Linked DNA regions of Homo sapiens: region 1 is linked to region 2. Evidence: read pairs that join two places in POLR2A ChIA-PET (ENCODE). Cell type or tissue: GM12878. All regions are shown on one strand. Links, peaks and the distances in the headings refer to the core of each region. The heading gives the core; the rest is flanking DNA. Region 1 overlaps HECTD4 (HECT domain E3 ubiquitin protein ligase 4). Region 2 overlaps TMEM116 (transmembrane protein 116).

Region 1 (2,800 bases), core at 7-2,506, 170 kb after region 2:
ACCATGCCTGGCTAATTTTTTGTATTTTTAGTAGAGACGGGGTTTCACTGTGTTAGCCAGGATGGTCTCAATCTCCTGACCTCGTGATCTGCCCACCTTGGCCTCCCGAAGTGCTGGGATTACAGGCGTGAGCCACCGCGCCCGGCCTAAGAGCAACTCATTTTAAACAATTTTTTTCTAAAGCTTGTTGGAGTTGGGATTTCTGTCCCTTGCCACCAGACAGCCCTGACTTAGTCCTGTCTGTGGAGGTGTACAGGCTGTCGCCTCCCCACATATGGCGACCAGGATCAGCGTCCAGGGGAAACTGATTCGCACTGTGCTTGCTGGGCTACCAGGGAGACGACAGGGTCGGACCCAAAGGAGACTGACTGCAGCTTGGGGACAGTGACAGGTGGATGGACATTCGGGTCTAAGCCTGGAGTCTCCTTAGTAGCAACCTCCCTACCCCTTCACCGCAGACACTCCACTGATACAAGTCGAGAGCACTTCTTCCTAGTATGCACCCCACAACACCATGTGGTTCTGCATCCCATACCCTCTGGGGCCTTGGCCATCCCTGTAGCCAGAAGCCTCAGCTGGCCTGTCTACCGGGACCCCGCCTCACATCCCCTGCTGCCCCAGCCTGTGCTGCACCCAGAGCCCCAGGAGGACTCCTCGGAGGAGTGCAGGAGACGCATAAACCCCCAGCCCACTGTGGGTGTTCTTCCACCCTTTAGACAATGCCTTGTCATCCCTGTTTCTACCGAGAAGCCACTGGCATCCGGGACTCTGGCTCTGCTATTGTCTTGCAATGGCTGCCCTGAGTGACCCAGGGGGACAATGGCAGAGACCAGAGACCTGGCCAGGCAGTGCCTCAGTCGGCCATGGAGTATTCTGCCGGCATAGGCAGAAGCCGCTGGCACCTCCTTCACCTGAGGCCCAGGAGAGAGCAGCTTCTGCCGGGCCTCAGGCACGACGTCCACTCTCGTGGCCTTGAGGGGCGCTGGGTGGGACGTTGCCCTCCACACTCAGCCAGGATGGCTCTCTCAGCTGTAGGGCACGTGGTGCTGGAGAGCCCGGAAGTCAGAGCAGGCAGCCCTGGGCTCCTGGTGGCTCTGCTCCCTGCCAGCTGTGAGGGCCCAGGCAAGTCACCTCCCTTTGGTGAGCCTCACTTTCCTCCTGGCCTTGTGATGATGGAATAAAGCCCTCCGCCCTCCAACATGAAGGAGACGAGCCTGGACACTCCCTGAGGACAGGGCGAGTGCCCAGAGCCTGGCTGGCCCGTGACTGGGCCTCAGTGACGGCCACTGAGTGAACGGAAGGACTGTGGACTCCATCTCCCTCCAGGGGGGCACTGGGCAACAGCACCATGCTGTCAACATCTGTGCGTGGCGTACGCATGCCCTGGACAGGCAGGAAGGGCTCCATCCTGATGCCTCCCCCTTGGTGGACCTCAGGTGGTCCCAGGGCTGACTCCTGTGCTCTGAGTCCCTGAAAAAACTCTTAACCTTCACCCCTACAGCTGTTCTCCCAGTGCCTGTTCACTCAGCTCCAGGAGCCCTTGCCCATGGCCAGGCAATGAGCACCAATGTGGGAGGGGAGGGCCAGCAGGGCTGGTCATGTCACCTCCAATCTCTGCTGCCAGCAGGGAGGGAGGCCAGAGGCCTCTGTCCCCATGAAATAAGCCTTCCTGGCACATGGCTCACACCCCTAAGGTCCTCTGTGGGATCCCAACCCAGCCTCAGCGGGGAGCTCGGGTCTGCATGGAGGCCTAAGCAAGGTGGCGGGGAGGCCCCGGGTTCTGCAGCCCCCCAGAACTGTGCCTTGCACTCACGCTCTCAAACTTCTTGACGTAATTGTAGGTGAGGATATCCGCTTCCTGCAGGTCTTGCTCAGGGTCCAAGGGCTCGCCCACCAGCGTCTTCCAGAAGGAGGGCAGGAGGTCCAGGGGCAGCGGGACGTCTGCCCGAATTGCAATCCCCAGCAGCTGCCCCAGGAAGTGCAGCAGCTGCTCCTCCCCGTAGGTGATGGGGCTCGGGGTCAGGATATACTTGCCCTGGAAGTGGAGGTGGGCATGAGGTGACCTGGGCGTGGGCCTCTGTGCCCGCCAGGGAACATGTGTTTCAAGCCACCATACCCTGTGGCAGGCAGGAGAGAAGTCACTGCAAGCTCCCAGAGCTTGCCCATCCAGTGAGGCAAGGACCTGTCCCCACAGATTGGGAGGGTTTCTGAAACGGTTTGGCTTTGATGAGACACACACTGCCCGCCACCCCAGCCACTGCGCAGGACATGAGCTCGGGGGCGTGGAGCCTCCTCCCGGCCTCTGCCTACCTTGTTCTTATTGACAGCTGAGCTGGGGCACAGCAGCAGCAGCGACAGCGAGGAACTCTGCAGCTCCTTACACACCTGCCACAGGAAGTGGCGGAAAGAGCCGCCTGTAGGACAGACGAGACACATGGGCACCTGGGGTGTCCCGGCGGGAGGCGACACCGTTCCCTCCCTCTCACCTGCTGGCTGGAGCGGCTACTCCTTCCACGGCCTACCTGCCGCTGTGGCGGGGTAGAAAGAAGCCACCCCAGGCCTGGGAGGCCTCAGGTCCAATCCTGCTCTCCACTCACTAGTGGGGCCACCCAGGGATACCACGGAGGGCAAGATGTCCCTGAGGCTCAGTCACCTGTCTGTCAAATGGGAGAGTGACCGTACCTACCCCGAAGGCCATTCGAAGATTCAGTGAGGTCACCGCAGGTCCCCACACAGGCAACCTCTCACAGCTGCAAGCCTGCCTGAGTTGTGGACTTGTTTGGTCCATGTCTGTCCCTCT
Region 2 (2,800 bases), core at 9-2,508:
CAGGTTAGACCAAGACTTTGAGGGATGCAGCTCCCAAGATGTATAAGGAAGAAGGCCTAAAAACATTCTACAAAGGGGTTGCTCCTCTCTGGATGAGACAGATAGCATATGCCATGATGAAGTTTGCCTGCTTTTAAGGTACTGTTGAAGCATTGTACAAGTTTGTGGTTCGGAAGCCCTGTGGTGAATGTTCAAAGACAGAGGAGCTGGTTGTAACATTTGTAGCAGGTTACATACCTGGAGTGTTTTGTGCAATTGTTTCTCACCCTGATGATTCTGTGGTATCTGTGTTGAATAAAGAAAAAGGTAGCAGTGCTTCTCAAGTCCTCCAGAGACTTGGATTTAAAGGTGTATGGAAGGGAATGTTTGTCTGTATCATTATGACTGGTACTCTGACTGCACTACAGTAGTTTATCTATGATTCTGTGAAGGTCTACTTCAGCCTCCCTTGCCCTCCCCCAAGATGCCAGAATCTCTGAAGAAGCAGCTTGGGTTAACTCAGTGACAGATCAAAGCAAATGTGGACTGAAACTGCTTGTTGATCAGTGTTGAAGAACGTACAAAAGGAACTTTCATATATTTGACAGTGTAGGAAATTGTCTATTCCTGATATAATTACTAGAGTACTTTCACTTAAGTCAAGAGTTTCAAATTTACTATTGAAATAAACCCAACTCTTCAGGAAAAAAAGAAAGAAATATAAAATATTAAGATAACCAAGACACTCTTGAAAAAAAAAGAAGAACTTGCCCCACCTCATCTTAAGACTTATCGTGGGATCTGGCCAGCAGCCCGCAATGCAACGGGGCTCTTTCTTTGTTCCCAGGTGGATCGGCAGGTCGAGAAATAAAAGACACACACAAAATAGTGAAAGCTGGGTCCAGGGCGTCACCGCCTTCTGGTCCTGTGATGCCGCCAATGCACTGGATATACTGGCATTTATTATTAAGTTTAGTGAGGGCGGGGGTAGGTTAGTGAGGGATTTAGGGGGTCATTTGATTATGAGGTGAGATGATCACATGGGGATGAAGTAATTCTTTAATGTAACATCGGTATGCATAAGTACAGTATACAGAGATAAGAATTTACAACATAGTGTGTGTGTCAGCAATTTCTAACAGAGCCTTAAAACAGAAACACAGTCTATCCATAACCTATGTTTAGTAAGATACTAATCAGCAGTAATATTTGCAGCAAAAGCTGGTTGCAAACAATCAACAGAAACAGGATGTGAAACAACCGGTTAGACCACAAATTCTCAGAAGGGAGTATGCCTTAACCCTAAAGAGACCCAGAAAAGCCGTGGCAAGATAAGGGCGTTTATAACCCTATCTTATCCATATGAACAAGCGCCCCTCATGTGTCTATTTATAGGCTCTCCACAAGGGTTGCATTGCATTCCCAGAGCTATGAACATCTGCTTTTCTGGGATAGTAATCTTGGTGATGTGAAACCTCCCTGACTGCACGTCCGTTTATAGGCTCTCTGCAGGGAGAAGCACATCACGCACTGTTGGCTCATTCTGGCAGCCAAACCTTGCATTGTCTTTACAAAATCCTGCATGCAATTTTGTATTTACAATAATCAGGAGCATTTCATCTTTTATTCCATAGCAATAGTTTCAGGAGGTCTCCCTACAAAAACTAACATAGACCTAGAGTGAAGATACTGTGGTACTAGTACAGGGATGGACAAATAGGTGAATAAAATGAAAATAGCCCAAATTAAACCCAGCAATATATATATAGATCTCTGATGTATGACATAAGTGGCTTTTTCAATCAGTGGAAAAGAGACAGTCTTTTCAAAATATGAAGCTAGAACAATTGGGTATCCATACAGGAAAAAAAAATGAAATTAGGCCCCTACTTTGTATCTCACACTACACTCAAAAAATCAGTTCTAGGACGGGCATGGTGGCTCACGTCTGTAATCTCTGCACTTTGGGAGGTGGGCAGATCACCTGAGGTCAGGAGCTCAAAACCAGCCTGGCCAACATAGTGAAACCCCATCTCTACTAAAAATACAAAAATTAGCTGGGCATGGTGGCGGGCGCCTGTAATTCCAGCTACTCAGGAGGCTGAGGCAGGAGAATCATTTGAACCCAGGAGGCGGAGGTTGCAGTGAGCCGAGATCATGCCACTGCACTCCAGCCTGAGCGACAGAGTGAGACTCCATCTAATCAGTTCTAGGTCAGGCTCAGTGACTATATGACTATAATCCTAACATTTTGGGAGGCCGAGGCAGGAGGACTGCTTGAGCCCAGGAGTTCAAGACCAGACTGGGAAACATGGTGAGACTCCATCTCTACAAATAAAATAAAAAATAAAAAAATTAGCTGGGCATGGTGACACACACTTGTGGTCTCAGCTACTTGGGAGTCTGAGGCAGGAGGATCACTTGAGCCCAGGAGGTCAAGGCTGCAGTGAGCCATGATTGCATCACTGCACTTCAGCCAGGGAAACAGAACAAGACCCTGTCTCAAAAAAAAAAAAAAAAAAAAAAATCTATTCCAAGTAGTTTAAAGACCTAAATGTGAAAGGACAAAAACTGTAAACCTTTTTTTTACATTCTATAGGAGAATGTCTTCAATTTTTGTTTAGGGAAAATTTTCCTAAACAAAACACAAAAAGTACTAAAAGAAATAATGAAAAAAATCAACCACATTAAAATGAAAAATTGAGTCTGTGTCAAGACACCATAAAGAAAGTAAAAAGACATACCACAAAATAGAAGATATTTGTAACACATATAACTGACAAAGGATCCAAACTGTGTTTTAAAAAAATTACTAAGTAGT

Evidence for each region. Peaks named below come from ENCODE experiments on the same cell type or tissue, not always from the same donor. Only the 100,000 strongest peaks of a DNase experiment are listed, where the experiment ranks them.
Region 1: POLR2A ChIA-PET joins it to region 2 with 6 read pairs; 2 of 35 experiments call an interaction of 5 or more read pairs at or near these places.

What each region holds. Positions count from the first base shown.
Region 1 is chr12:112,165,504-112,168,303 of GRCh38, forward strand. HECTD4 (HECT domain E3 ubiquitin protein ligase 4) reads right to left here. Exons shown (of 76, transcript NM_001388303.1): 71 at 2,311-2,414; 72 at 1,814-2,035. Among named protein-coding and RNA genes, the nearest start is that of MIR6861, 3.6 kb to the left of the region's middle. RefSeq lists an enhancer at 445-1,051. In GM12878, for the core only: no CTCF peak of the experiment used is centred there; no DNase peak of the experiment used is centred there.
Region 2 is chr12:111,993,557-111,996,356 of GRCh38, forward strand. The region is part of intron 3 of TMEM116 (transmembrane protein 116); the gene reads right to left. It also overlaps the pseudogene SLC25A3P2. Among named protein-coding and RNA genes, the nearest start is that of TMEM116, 18 kb to the right of the region's middle. In GM12878, for the core only: no CTCF peak of the experiment used is centred there; DNase peaks (open chromatin) are centred at 465 and 1,215; H3K4me3 peaks cover 1,418 bases.